Linked DNA regions of Mus musculus: region 2 is linked to region 1. Evidence: chromatin contacts called from ENCODE Hi-C data. All regions are on one chromosome and are shown on one strand. Each heading gives the region's core, a stretch centred on a gene start or an enhancer-like site at or near the end of the contact. The rest is flanking DNA. Distances are from core to core; before and after follow the strand shown. Region 1 holds the start of Ets1 (E26 avian leukemia oncogene 1, 5' domain). Region 2 overlaps Ets1 (E26 avian leukemia oncogene 1, 5' domain).

Region 1 (6,982 bases), core at 2,519-5,018:
AGATGTGGGCACGCACATGTGAGCCACCAGAGTTCCAAATGGGGGCTCAGGACAGGAGCTCGGCGTTTGATCATGTGAAAGAGAGCGATTCATTACAAAGTACAGGCTAAGAGGTTCCAGAGCCCCAGTGTGACTAGACAAAGGTTCTCTGCTCCTTGATTTCCTTTTATCTCATTCTTCTGCAGCCTCTTCGATGTCTGGCGACAAACTGAGCCTATAATGGAGTCTGGATTTTTACCTGTACTGCTTCAATATTTTGTTCCGATGTCACTTTCCTGTGTAAAGAGAGTCTTCCAAGCATCAAAAAAGGCAGTTCCCTCTTAAATGAGCGGGAAGAAATGAGGTAATATGCTAGGTATGGTAAGTTAGTCATGTTTTGCATGGGGTTTCCTTAAATACATTGGTGTCCCCCATTTTAGGGTTAGCTTTTTATGTGGAAAGTGTCATAAACTGCTGGAACAGGGCTCTTACCATTTAGGGCCTGGGGTAGAAATAAGAGAAGATTGCGGAAGGATTGACGGCCCTCACCACACATTATGTCCAGGAATTTACCTTCTTTTCTTCTTTAGGAGGTATTGACTTGCTTGGTAGTTTATTAGCATGAGGAAGGGGAAGTGGCATCTTCACGATGTAAACAGCCATGGCTTGCAGGTCATTGCACTGGAGATTCAAACAGGCGCTGGCTCAGCTGTATCTGCACTATACTGACCTCACTTATTTAGGCTAACCTATAAACTTTCCGCTAAGGGACAACAGATCATTATGGGTTTTTTTTTTTTTTTTTCATTCTCTACAGTGACAGCTTGATTCAAGCTAGAGTCAACTAGGAAGACGGTTTCAAGGAGGGTTGGTCTCCATCATATTGGCCCATGGGCCTGTCTGGGAGGAACTTTAAAAAAAACGGAATCAGTCAAGGAGAGAACACCAACCCTGGATGCAGGTGGTGGAGCCATTTTATGGGCTGGGCCCAACACGTTGTGTGTGAATGAGAAAGGCTAGCAGAGCAGTCACACGCACGCACTCATTTCTCTGGTCTCTTGGCTGCAGATGTTGATGTGACTAGATGCTTCATGTCCTTGACTTCTCTGCACTGGGGACTGTCACTTGGGAATGTGAGCTAAATGTTTTCTCCTTGAACTTGCATTTTGTCAGGGAGCCATCTCTATGGAATGGAGAGCCCACGTTCCTAGCCATTATCCCATCTTTTCTTCTGGATTTCAATGTAAGTAGCCTACCCAGTGTATACAGCGCAATGGGTTGATCACAGGACTTCCTATGTGGTATGCCAGAACTTTAGCAACCTCAGTTCATAAGCTCTTTTAGAGGATCATTTGTCTTTGCTCTGGGCCATCTGTGTGATAGCAGCACTTGTTCCCCTTAGGTTTATTTAATACAAATCAAGATAGAGTAATTGTTTCTTATGGTAGCATACATCATGTTATTATAACATCTTAGAGACTGTGTGGGTATGTGCTCATAGTGTGTGCAGGCCAGAGGTTGATATCAGATGTATTCCTCAACCATTTTTTTAAAACATGTATGTCTCTCCCTTATGTGTACCACTTCCCACACAGTGTCATCTTGGCCTATTCTTTGACTTTACCGGAGTGCATGATGCATACATTTATTAAACTAAACTGGCTGAGCAATACCAAGGAATGGGTTGTCTTCCAAGTGATGTTAATACACAGGAGATAATTGATTCAGGATCATCTGGACTGCATTTCTCTTAACTGGAGCTTGTCAATGCAGCCAGACTGGCTGGCCAGCCATCTCCAGAGACTTTCCTGTCTCCACCTCCACCACTAAGATTTCAGGTGCACAATGCCACACCCAGCTTTCCTGTGGGCACTGGGGATTGAACTCAGATCTTCCTGCTTACATAGCAAGCTGTTTCCAAAGGTAGGTGTCTAGCTTCGTTATTTCTTTTGTATGTAGATATCTACCGAATGCTGCATTTCTGAGGACACTGTCTAAAATAAAATATGCTGTGTTCCTGGACATCCATTGTCTAGGCACATTATGCTGGCAATGGCTTCTGCACCATTTTGGATTTCTGTTCTAGTCTCTTCTGCACTAGGGCAGGTTGTAGTAGAGGACAAGGCTAAGGTCCTAAAGGCTGACTTTGTCTGGACTCTACTAGACAAGTGCAGGGCAAAAAGCCCTTCATTAATTACACTATACACTTTGATAGAGCACAAATTGACATCTATTTTTCCCAGTTCTCGTATATGAATAGTGGTTACAATTATAAATAATTGTGATGGATTTAATTGACCACATTTAAGCTGGGCGGCACACCAGAACTGACTGGGCTTGAGGGGACAGGCTGAAGCTTCCAGAAATTTCTCTCACAGCCCAGATTATGCTTTCTGGAACTAGTTGGTGTTTGTGACTCTCTTCCCACAGTAGTGTGATCTGGTTAGATTCCCAGTGCTGAGACCAGTTCTTGGTGCCGACATTGGTTAAACTAAGTGGACTGAGCCAATAGGAAAAGACAGCTTTTATCTACATCGTGTTAATACACAGGAGGGGAACACGGGCATTAGTTCCTGTGTGAGCTGCAAGCTACCAGCGATGGATAAACATGATGATTTTCTGAATGACATTTTGGGTCTTTGTGGAATTTCAAGTGGAGTAGTTGTGTCTTCATTAAGAAGGGAAGGAAGCAATTGACTCATCCATTACTCAACATCAATGGAATCTTAGGGCAAAAGTCTTGGAACTGCAAGCAATATAAACTTTTCCAATTTTCCCCTATTCATAGAAATGAGATTTCACTGTAACATTATCGTCATGCCCTTAAGTGAAGAAGTGATATTGTGTATGTTTGCCTAGAGTTGCTTAAAACTTTCATATTGCGTATGCTTTGTTAAAAAGAGACATTTATGGATATTTCTTCCTTTTAATCACTACATCATGGACAAATGAAATCCACTAATGTTCATCGATGGCCAGATCACCTGGAACAATGCTTAGAAGAGATGCCTTACTTTTTGGAACCTCCACCTTTGCTTTTGGCCGTCTCCCCCTCTGCATGCAGTCAGGGAAACATGACAACAATTTAATCCACGCTAGTGAGTGGAGACCGGTGAGATCATCTGATGCGATCTGAGCCAAAATCTTCTTATTCACGAAGAAATACACTGTGGTGTTTCTCATGGCAGGCCCAATATGAACAAGGCATACTTCACACATCAGGTTAATAAAGAGTCACAAGAAACCTAAGTAGGTGAGTGGGTGTCAGGCATCCTGCTAGAGACAGCCCCCTGAGTGGTTTTACAGGACCCTCTGCCCCATGATTCAAGGCCTAGGCTAAATGAACACAGTTTCACTGAGAAAGTCAAGCCATGTGGGGCAGAAGTAGTCACATGTCCAGTAGAGCACCAATCTGGTGCATGCCAAGTGTCTCTGTCTCTCCCTCCCTCCCTCCCTCCCTTCTTCTCTCTGTCTCTCTCTCCCTCTCTCCCTCCCCCCTTGCTCTCTCCCTCCCTGCCCCTTGTGCACTTTGCCCCGGATCAGTAATATTTAGTTGAAGTATCAGTAGAAGGATAAAACTAATCAGGTGTAATTTAGCGCTGCCACAAACAGCTCCCCTTTAGATCACAGTGCCTGCCCTGGAGACCACTGCCTTGGTGCCAGAGCCTGGCTGAATACCGCCTCTTCTGCTTCCCTAGCTTGACCACACCCCCCATTTCAGGAGGCAGCTCTATTAGGAGTATTATGGTCTCTGCATCCTCTTTAGCCCGGGAGCCAAGGATTCCCCGCAGGTAGTAGCTGGAAAGAGCCGCAGACCTTCGGTGAAGCTCACTCCATTCCTCACCCGTCTCTGCAGCAAATTAGTAAGTGAGAGCTGAGTTTCTGTCGGAAACTTTCTTTTCACTTTTCCTCCCACCACCCCCAAATTTTACGAATTAAAGGGTAAATTGTGAAACTTTCAGGATGCAGCTGTTTCTCTTCTTTTTTTTTCCGTCTTTGCCTTTTCACATATCCCATTGTTTAACAATATTTTTGAAAACTATTTCCTGCTCTCATTAGATAAGCTTAAACATCAAGACTCTTGTCACCTTCCACCTCCCCCCCCCCCCAGCACACATTGTTGATCCTTGCAAATGGCATATCACAATTCTGAATACCCCTTGCAAACCCTTTAAATAAAACTGTAGTTTTGCTTAGAAAATTTCTTTCTTATTTTTTTTTCATTCTTAGTGAAGTCTACTATCTGCTCTGCCCCACCTCTTACCAGCAACTTAATGAACTGCTTTCGTAGAGGGGAAATTGCTACTGGCCAAGACCTTCTGAAAAGCCAGCCTATCACTTCTTCTACTTCGAGACTTAAGTCATACAAGAGCTCACCAATTCTTTGTCAGGCTCTGTGGGTCATTGGTTGTGGGGGTGTCTCCAGGTCCGAGGGACTTTCTTCCCCCAAACTGTACTGCTATCCCGGGGGAGGCTGGAGTTGGGACTGCAATTCCCCTTTGCAAGGGATGGAGGCTTCTTGTTACTGTAAGGTTGTCTTCTATCACCTTTCAAAGTTGACTTTTCTGTGAGTGAACTGTGCAAAGATGCTGGGTGGCAAGATCATGACATTCCATTGTAAGGTTCCCTTCTGGGTTTTTTCTTTTTTCTTTTTTTTTTTTTTTTCTTCTCTTCTCTCATCCCGAAGCCCTTTTCCTTCCTACTTTGTATCGCTGCATGGAACTGGGTGGGAAACAACAGGAAATCCAGATCCTGAAATGTACCTCTGGCCACTTTGTTTGATTTGTAAAATTACCCGACACTTTAACTCTTTCATCAGCTGGGGTCTGGATTACCTCACCGCCTTTTTTATCTAGCAAGAAAGACTTTGGTTTGGCAGGCTCGGTCCTCGTGGGGCAGCTGGTGGCCTCTATGGCTCTGATTTACCTGCGGTTCCAGAACCCAGGCCAGAGAGCTGTAAGGGGTTAATTCGTGAGAAGTGCTTTGAAGATGAAAAGGTCTTTTCATGTGTCCAGGCATTGTAGTTATTAATATTAATATTTGAAGCACACTGCTTTAATTGTAAATCGACAACTTCTATACTTAGCCATCAGTAGTGCAATAACAAACAGCAGGCACCAGCCCACCAGACTCTTCTGTTCTGGATCCACTGCTGGGGACATGGGGCACAGTCTGATTGCTGAGGGGCTCTTTGCCTCATAGACACCTTACACCCAGGTGCTAGTTACTAGAGGCGCCAAGAGGTGCTACAGCCCAGTCTGGAGAAATGTGGGTAATCCTGGCACCTGGCAGTCTGTGACCTTGGATTCTCTGCAGAGCCCCTGCCTCTAATTGCCTATTCAAATTTCCCAGGGATGGTGAAGTTCAAAAGCTAAGAGGATCAGAGCTGAATTTTGCGGATGAGCATTTGGACTCTATGGGAGGCTGTCTCTGTAACTGAGGAGAGGTCATTGAATGAGCACGGTGTGTTTGACTTTCTTTAAAATACAGGTGATTCTCGGTGTCCCACCTGGCTTACATAGAGGGGAGTCTGTAATAAGGTAGTATAGAGCTTTGAAAAAGAAAAGAGCCAACAGGAGCCAGAGGAGTTGGAAGTAATAGTGTAAGACATTGGGTCTGTGAGTGCGGGTTCCTAAGGAAGAACTGGGGTAAGCCAAACAATGTAGTGAGGACAGGAACTGGGCATGGAGATTTCTGCCTATGATCCCACACCGCCTCAGCGTGTTGGTAAATTTCTCACCCCTAACTCCAGTTCTGCTGAACGTGATGATGTTTTTGAATGGACAGTTTCATTTATCTCTATGAGGAAATGTAGTCATTCTTATGGCTTTCTTCCTTTCTCTTGTTGAGAGAATACATCTCAAGACCACCACCCCTGTACTTTCGCGTCTTCTTTTTATGGGTGGGCTTTGTGATGTTATTTATTGGTGAACAGAGACACAGCCTCCCCACCACAATGATTCTTTTCTCATTATGTATTCAAATTCCTCAGTGACATCAAAAAGCACAAGAGATGAGTATATGCCAGAAGTTGGAGCTCCCACCCTCCCTCCTTTCTTTCCTCCCTCTTTTTTTCTTCATGGGAAATTGAAAACATTTAGTATCTGAGTGACATTAATATGTGAGGCAGCAATTTAATGGCATTTATAGCAACTCTTGTTTCTTTAATCCTGGGAAAACTTAGACACAGAGAGCCTTCTTGGTCCCCTTAATTCTACCGAGGATGTAGCCTTACAGCCTCTTTTAATGCAGCCAACTCTCAGGAACTGTCACCCACCTGAAAGAGGAGAGCAAGCTAACTTTCTGTGCAGTCACTCAGCGTGTTCCAAGAGGTGTTCTGCACAGGCCACTTCATTTACATCAGTAGGGTGAGCTTTTGGTGAGACCTGACCAGAACAAAGAGAGTGTGAGCACTGGGCTCCTGGATTCAGTAACAGAAAGTCCAAACTCTAAGATGCACAGAAGCAGCCTGGATTTTGCTAGGTTTCTGGGAAGATAATGTGGAGAGGGCCTACTGTCTAAAGATGAATTTGTAAATTATTCATTGCTAAGAAGATACTGACTCTGGGAAAAACCTGCATGTCTGGATCGTCTAAGTGAGTAAACCATCCTAACGTGGTCTTATGTCCAGAGTAGACTTTGTTCCCAGCCTTGTGTGGTGAAGGGCACACAATATATGCATACACATTTTAAATTTTTACGTTATTTATTTTAGTAAATGTTCTGTGGAGAAAAAAAGGGCTAAAAATAAAACACAAAATAATTTTAATATTTAGAGTCTATGAATATTTTCTGAGTTCAAGTGACACAAAACAAAACTGTATCTTGGGCAGAGAAGGGGAGTAGGGAAGGTTGTCTGAGATAATATCTTTTCTCCTTAGAGCAGAAGATGGTGAATTTGATGTATCTATAGTGTGGGTGTGGTTCCAGAAGCTCCAGATAAAGCAGGGAACTTTGAATACCAATGTCAGGAGTCTATCACTCATGGGGAAAATAAGGTCTC
Region 2 (7,009 bases), core at 1,855-4,354, 36 kb after region 1:
TAAGGAAGCCGGGATCTTAAAGGAGGTCACCGAGGTTTATAGGAGATCGTCCTCACTGTGTGACCTTGGGCAACTTGATGATGATTCTTTAGCTTGGTCTACAGGCAGTGGCAGTAGCAGCAGTAGCCCAAAGAGGAGGAGGAGGAGGAGGAGGAGGAGGAGGAGGAGGAGGAGGAGGAGGAGGAGGAGGAGGAGGAGGAGGACTTAGAGATGTAAGATTTAACTCTTGCTTTGGACTCATTAAACTAGAAACGCCAGAATCTGCTGAGGCACAGGCTTTAAAGCCCTACTCCAAGGTTAGGCTGAGGAATTCTTTTGATTTTTTTTTCTAATACATTTCCAGGAGCTGCCCCTGTTATGGCTGCTGGAAACCCAGAAGTCACACTCTGAGAATCACTCAGTTCCTATCTGTGAAGCTTGAAGCATGCCGGCATACAGTAAACATGATGTGCATGTCTGCTGTTGTAAATCATTGACTCATTGTTCTGTGAAGCACATTTTAGAAATCCAAAAATGTCTAAGGGTTGAGTCAGAAAGCGACCCACTGATTGGTTGAACTCATTTGACCTCCAGTGGCACATGGTGGGTCCTAAAGACAGATGGGGAAAGAGAAGACATAGTCCTTGCCTGCATGCAACTTTTTAAAAAATTGTGTATGGGGGGTGGTACATGTTTTCTGATAGAGCAAATGGTTCCCATATGAAATACTGCACTTATGTATGACACAGGCTTGGCAATATCAGGGGGTGACTTCGGATTTCACTATTTAACATTTCTAAAACAAATTTACTAATAAAATGGCGGAATTGAAGAATGTCTTTCCCAAATAAACTTTAGAAGTTCATGTGGGAGACATGTTGAGAGGCCAGGTTCATGGTCTCTCCTGGGGCTTTGTCATCTGGCCCAGCGGCTGGGAGGGATCAAACCTGGGCAGTGTTTGGAAAGGGCATTGACAGGCAGGCAGGTGGGATGTTTCAGCAGGAAAGCAAGAGTCTCCAGTTTGGCTTTTCAAGTGTTGAGAGTGTTGAAGACATGCCAGCAAGACTTCAAGAGAGACTCACCTGGCCTGGAATGTTTATGCTCACAGCAGGTTTGTTCTTTCAGCTGACTGTGTCTGATGGCCACAGGGCTTAAAACCAGCGCTTCAAACTCCATCTGCTGCACATTTCTGTTCTGTCTCAGGACACATTTTTCTTTTTCTAGGACACTCTTTTTTTTTTTTAGAGGTTCTTTGTTCTTCAAAACAATTCTAAGCCCCTGAGTCTGTGAGTACCACTGATGACATTGGATATTACAATATTGGACTAATCTGTCCCAGATAGAATGCTCGGCTCTTTCTGCCAGAGAAGGCTATGGTAGCCTATAGTGAGGTACATGAGGAGCCTTTCAGGGGCCCCCATTCTCAACATTTTATTGGATGTTCTTGATTTTCCAACTCAATGTGGCACAGTCTAAACTTTGACAAGGCAGTTCCTTACAACTAATTTGTTTTTATTGTTGTTGTTGTTGTTATTACTATTATTTAAGTATTTACTTATTTTTCAGACAGTCTCTATGTAGCCCTGACTGGTCTGGAAAAGGCTATGTAGCCTAATAGGAGAGAATTGTCTTTCTGTAAATAGGGTCTGACCACTAAGGGAGATGGGCAGCTTGGGTTCCTCTGATCCTGGTTTGGCAGCTGTGCTATCTCAGAAAGAGCTAGCTATAGTCTTGTCTCAAAGTTCATCTTTCCCAAAAGACCAGGTCTAACTGCCCTTCTTGGGTCCCTAGAGGAAGGTGTCCAGGGACGATCTTTTCACACACCTTCCCCATCACATCTCTGAGGGGCTTTAAGTACATACTGGAATAAAAGGTCATAGGTGAGGCTAGCCCCAAATCCACTCACTGCTCCTCCATGTTTGTTTGCATTTACTCTGTGGGTTTTTGTTTTTTGTTTTGTTTTTTATATCAAGGTATCTGTGTGCCTGAGCCTTCCTCTGCAAGGGAAAGTGGATTCCTGGCCAGCTGTGGGTGGCTGGTTCCTATTGGCCAGGGTTTACTGCCTCCTCTCTTAGACTCCCACCTTCTGCCTCCTTGAAACCTTTGAATGTGTGGTCCTTAACATTCAGATTCTTTGTGTGAGGGTATGACTCTAAATAGAACTGGGTCTAGTTCAAGGGTTTAAATTGGTTTGGTAGAGAGAGCAAGAACACAGCATCATGTCCTGGAGTTTTTAATACATTTCTTGGGTTTCTAATCTTCAACAGACAGGTCCTTAACCTTATTTTTGAGTTCTTATGCTGGTTTCATAATTTAAGACATGAAAGGCCTTGGTCAATGGACAATAAATGCCACCCTTCCTATGAACCATAGTTCAACGATGAAGTTAAAGGAGCCAGAGAAAGAAGGTGTCTGACTCTGACCTAAAAAGCTTTGACTACTTTCTCATTGCCCAAGGCACATCCTACCCTCAGGCTCTCTCTTTCCTCCTTTTTTTCCACCCCCGCCCCCCCCCCCGTGCCCTCTCCTTCTCCTCTTTTTCTATCATATATAACACATATATTACATCTGCCAACATTGTCCCCACTATAACTCGTTTCACCAGTAAAAAGAGAGGGGTACCTGAGAAGAAGTACCCAGGGCATTCTGGGATTGGGGCTCACTGGAGCTATGCTAAGGAAAAGTCAGGACTTTGGCTGGCTGTGTGTGAGAGAATGAATCCTTTCCTCGGTGCTGGGAAAGGAAGGAGACCCAGGTGCAGAAAGAGCGTCTCATCTCAGCAGGGCGAGCAGAGTGACAATTAGCATGCAAGCCTTCTGTTGGCCTGACCACCTGATAGATAAATTCCTTGTTTCTCAAAAAAGCCAAGGAAGTAACAGCATTGCACTGGAACTCTCAGGGGGCTCTGGAGGGGCGGGGGAGTTCTCTTAACTTCTTCAAACCGCAAATATTTAGTCCGAGTTGGGAAAAGGTCCCCGGGGCACCAAGTTCTTATTGGATTCTAGCAGTTTGACCCCTCTTCTGGAACAGGGGCGGGGGCGGGGTGGCCACTGCTGGCTGGCGTCGCCTGCTCGTCTCCTCTCAGCTCCCGCGGGCCGGCTGCTAGCGGGCGCTGCGGATCTCTGTGAATGGAAATGGTCGGGTGGGTGGATGATGTGAGAGGGCTGGGGCTGATCTGAGTTGAGAGGGGGTGTGAGAGCCGAGGGGGTGGGGACGGCCGGGCAGGGACAGCCTGTGGTGCTCACGTCTGGCCGGGAGAGACTCTTGGCCTCCAGATGTTCAGTGTGTTTATAGCTGCCAGAGCAAGAGACCAGCTCCCTCGTTAAGAAGTTGCTTTCTTGAGCTGCAGCTTCTGCAGCTGGAGGCTGCGCCCTCCCTTCCCCCAGGCTGGTCCCTCACCCCGACCCCGCCTTCCTCCTCTGCAATCCTCCCAAAATACACGAGCACACAAAAAGAAAAACACCAGCAGATTTTTTATTTCAGAGAGTAAACACTTGGGCCGTGGGGGTCTGGAGGTTATGGGAAAAGAGGAAACCATCCAGCTAATCAGGCAGCACACACTTCCCCCGCTGAAATAAAACAGAAATCTTTGCTCCGCAGGGCTGCCGGGTTAACCCCGGCACTGCCAGCCAAGCAGCGCCCCAGCGGCCCGCCCCGAAGTGGGGTATCCAGGCCCCACCTTGGGCAGCTGCCACTGCTGACTCTGGGAGGGGAGAGGCCTGGCCTGCCTGACCTGCCTGCTGTCCCCTTGGTTTGTGGTGGCACATCTGCTTAAGAAACAGATGAGATTCTGAACTTAGATTTAGATTGCAAGAGGCTAATGGGAGTTCTAGATAGGTGGGGTGTAAGCAAGGGCACCACTCCCTGCCAGGAGAGTCCTTGCTGTTAGGAAAGCCAGCTTGTTTGCCTGCTGTCCCTCCCTCCCTCTCTCCTTGTCTCCCTTCTCCTACCTTCTCTCCATCCCTGCCCCCCCCTCCACCTCAGTTCTCTCCTTCTAGTTCTTTCCCTACTAAGGGCCTTCAGAGTCTATATCCCTTCATTTGCCCCCTAGCTGCCTGTCCAGAGACCATAAATATCCTGTGGGGCAAAAGTCAGGGGTCAAACAGGAGGCCTAATTGCACTATGGGAGAGATCACCTCTCCCTGGGCAGCCTTTGGCCCTCAGAACTCGCCCCTGTGCATAGCCTCTGCCTTTCAGTTCAGACCCTGCCCTATCTCACTGTCTGGAGGGCTGGCTCTCTCTTCTCTGCATCACTGTGGTTTTTTGTTTGTTTGTTTTTTGTTTTTTAATATGGATGGGCTTCCTATTCCTGAGCATCCTATTAAGCCTTACCTATGGCCTTTGAAGACTCTTGCTTCTTAATAAAACAGATTTCCACAAACTCTATTCACCCTTTCAGGTGGCATTTAAACCTCAGCCTCCAAAGCAAGCAAACTGCTTTGCAAGTTGGAATTCCTTTCTTGAAGACCTTGTCAAGAGGTAGTGGGAAAGCAGAAACACCAGTGATTTAAACAGCGATAGAACCAGGTCCTAACTGCCTGTGTCTTTTATTGGGTCTCCTGCTTGTACATCACCAACCCTGAAGACCTTCTACCAAGTCTTAAATCTGCTAATTGTCACAGATTTTCTTCTTCTTCTTCTTCTTCTTCTTCTTCTTCTTCTTCTTCTTCTTCTTCTTCTTCTTCTTCTTCTTCTTCTTCTTCTTCTTCTTCTTCTTCCTCCTCCTCCTCCTCCTCTTCTTCTTTTCTTCTTCTTCTTCTTCTTCTTCTTCTTCTTCTTCTTCTTCTTCTTCTTCTTCTTCTTCTTCTTCTTCTTCTTCTTCGTCAGAAATGATCTTGCCAAAAATAATACATACAAGAATTTTGCTTTCCCCTGCTTCTCAGCATGATCTGGGACTCCAGAGAAGTTAGGATCTCCTACAGTAAGGGGAAAGGTTCCATTGTGCCCCGCAGAAGCAGATAGGGAGAGCACACCAGCATATCTTGTTTAACAGCAATGAATTCACTGTTGTCAACTTCCTTCCTCCAAATCCCTTTCCACTGCTGTGGCTGATCCCCAGAGACTGTATTTAAATCTGGAAGTTGTTTCCATCCCATTGTCTTGGAGATAAGAATCACGGCCTGGCTCAATGTCCAGACACATCTTTCTGCTTTATTTTATGCTACTCAGGATATATCTTGAGTCGGCTTTTCTACCCTCTAGTGGGTTCACCACCCTCACCTTATACAGTGGGACAAAGTGTGGTGACTGTCATGTCTGGATCACTTTGTCAGAACATATAGTGTAACAGTGTCAGGAGATCTGTTGGGTGTGACAGTCCCAGCCAACTGCCTCTGTCCAGGCACCATCCTCTGGAGTCCCAGCCCTCATGTCTGATCTCTGGCTTTTCTTGAAGTGGCTGACCAGGCTCTCTTGCTAAAGTTCACTTAGACAACTGGTAGTTTGCAGACCTCTCCATTCTAGAGAGAGATTACCCTACATGAACTCTGGATTACCCTACATGAACTCTGGATTACTACTTGGGCCTGCTAATTGTTGTTTTAGTGTATGTATCTTTCATTGGTATGTTAGATAGACATTCTAGTGGAACAAGACTTAGGGCTGGTTGATGACCCTAGGCCAAATACTGGAGTTTTATTATGAAAGTGGACAGCTGCATCTGGAATCAGATATGCCTGTGGACTGTCCTAGAGAGCCCAAGGGAGGTTAGAGAGAGCAAAAAAAAGATGCTTCATCACTTTGAACAGACCTGGTGTATCAGGCCTTTCATCATTCCCTTTTTAACTGAAAATTCTGACTTTAAATTTCCCGAACAACAAAACCAACAGAGCCGGTTTGAGTCTTGTCTTTTGACACCGTTTCAGAGTGTCCAGGCAGTTTCCTGGGCATATTTGCTTCTTGATTAAAAGTATCAGATATGACAATACCTTGTTCTTCTCTGGTGACATGAGTGTCTGAATGATCGTATTCCAGAGCTGTGTGAGAGGGCGTTGATGTTATTTACGCCTCCCGGGGGTTGAGGCTCATCCATGTATGGCTTCTGCTTTGCTATGTTCCTAGGAATGATATTATTCCTGCTGAACTTGAGTGAAAACTTGAGCTGTAGTTCTGAGGTGGGAGGAAGAAGATAAAACTGTCGGAAGGAGAGAACTGTAGGAAGGAGAGTTAGAGAAATGAAGAGAGAGAATTTGCTTACCCTACTGTCCATTCCCAATCACTGAATACATTTTATCTGTCCTTATGGTTTCTGTTTTCCCTCTTCATTGTCACCTCCTTCTCAGTGACTCCTGTCACTATCCTGCAGGGATAAAACAAAGTAAACCTGCTTTCCTACCAACCAGAGCCCCACGCAAACCTCAGAGATGGAGCAGGGAAATGAGCCACTGTCCCCTGATTATTTTTGGATCTCCACTTGGGTTTTCTTTTTCTCCAACACTGGTTATTTGAGGGCACGAATAAACCTGGTAGTTTGCAAGGCTTGGGTGGAGAGTGGGTATCTCTTTGCTGCGACTCAGCTGGGGTTAAGGGGGTTTTCTTCCTCTTTACCTAAGTATCCCAGTTCTCTTTGCTTCTCTCCCTGGGCTCTCCCCCGCCCCTCCTCTGGCCCTTGCACAGCTTTGCGAGCAGAGTCCTGGAATAAGACTAAAGTATACAAAGTTTCTGAAAGGTTATACCCTTGAAGCCATCCACAGTGTCCGTAGCACGTGCTGAAGTTTACACAGAACGTTGAGACCTGAATAAAGAGACTAATTGTGGAGAGGCTGCTTTTCAACACACAGGATGGGCCGTCCCTGTGGGTTTTACTATCAAAAGGCTTTTAAAAGTGCAGTGTAGCCATTGTTGAATATTTCACAATGAATTAAATACCATTTCTCTCCTTGCAGCTGTTCTGTGTGAGTGAGCCTAAAGTGATTTCTTTCCCCCCACTCTCCTCCTGGCAGAAGATATCTGCTGTATAAATGCAAACACTGGGGTAATGAGATTATTTGTGTGTGAATTCTTTAGGAAAAGCATTTCTTTATTTTAAACT

Evidence for each region. A loop is a pair of places that touch in the nucleus more often than their neighbours do.
Region 2: a map of heart shows a loop between it and region 1 (1.8-fold over the local background). The contact joins the enhancer-like site here to the promoter of Ets1 in region 1. A Hi-C loop is called at or near these places in 3 of 37 maps with a recorded cell type or tissue (all heart).

Annotation. Positions count from the first base shown.
Region 1 is chr9:32,632,473-32,639,454 of GRCm38, forward strand. It overlaps Ets1 (E26 avian leukemia oncogene 1, 5' domain), which reads left to right and starts at 3,769. Exons shown (of 10, transcript NM_001372534.1): 1 at 3,769-3,842. Gm31928 (a long non-coding RNA gene) reads left to right here. Exons shown (of 3, transcript XR_379225.4): 3 at 186-315.
Region 2 is chr9:32,669,112-32,676,120 of GRCm38, forward strand. The region is part of intron 3 of Ets1 (E26 avian leukemia oncogene 1, 5' domain); the gene reads left to right. Among named protein-coding and RNA genes, the nearest start is that of Ets1, 36 kb to the left of the region's middle. Within about 2 kb of position 3,105, at least 1 of the 3 ENCODE cell types and tissues checked has a DNase peak (open chromatin) inside an H3K27ac peak, as active enhancers do; it is heart, where a contact is called at or near this core.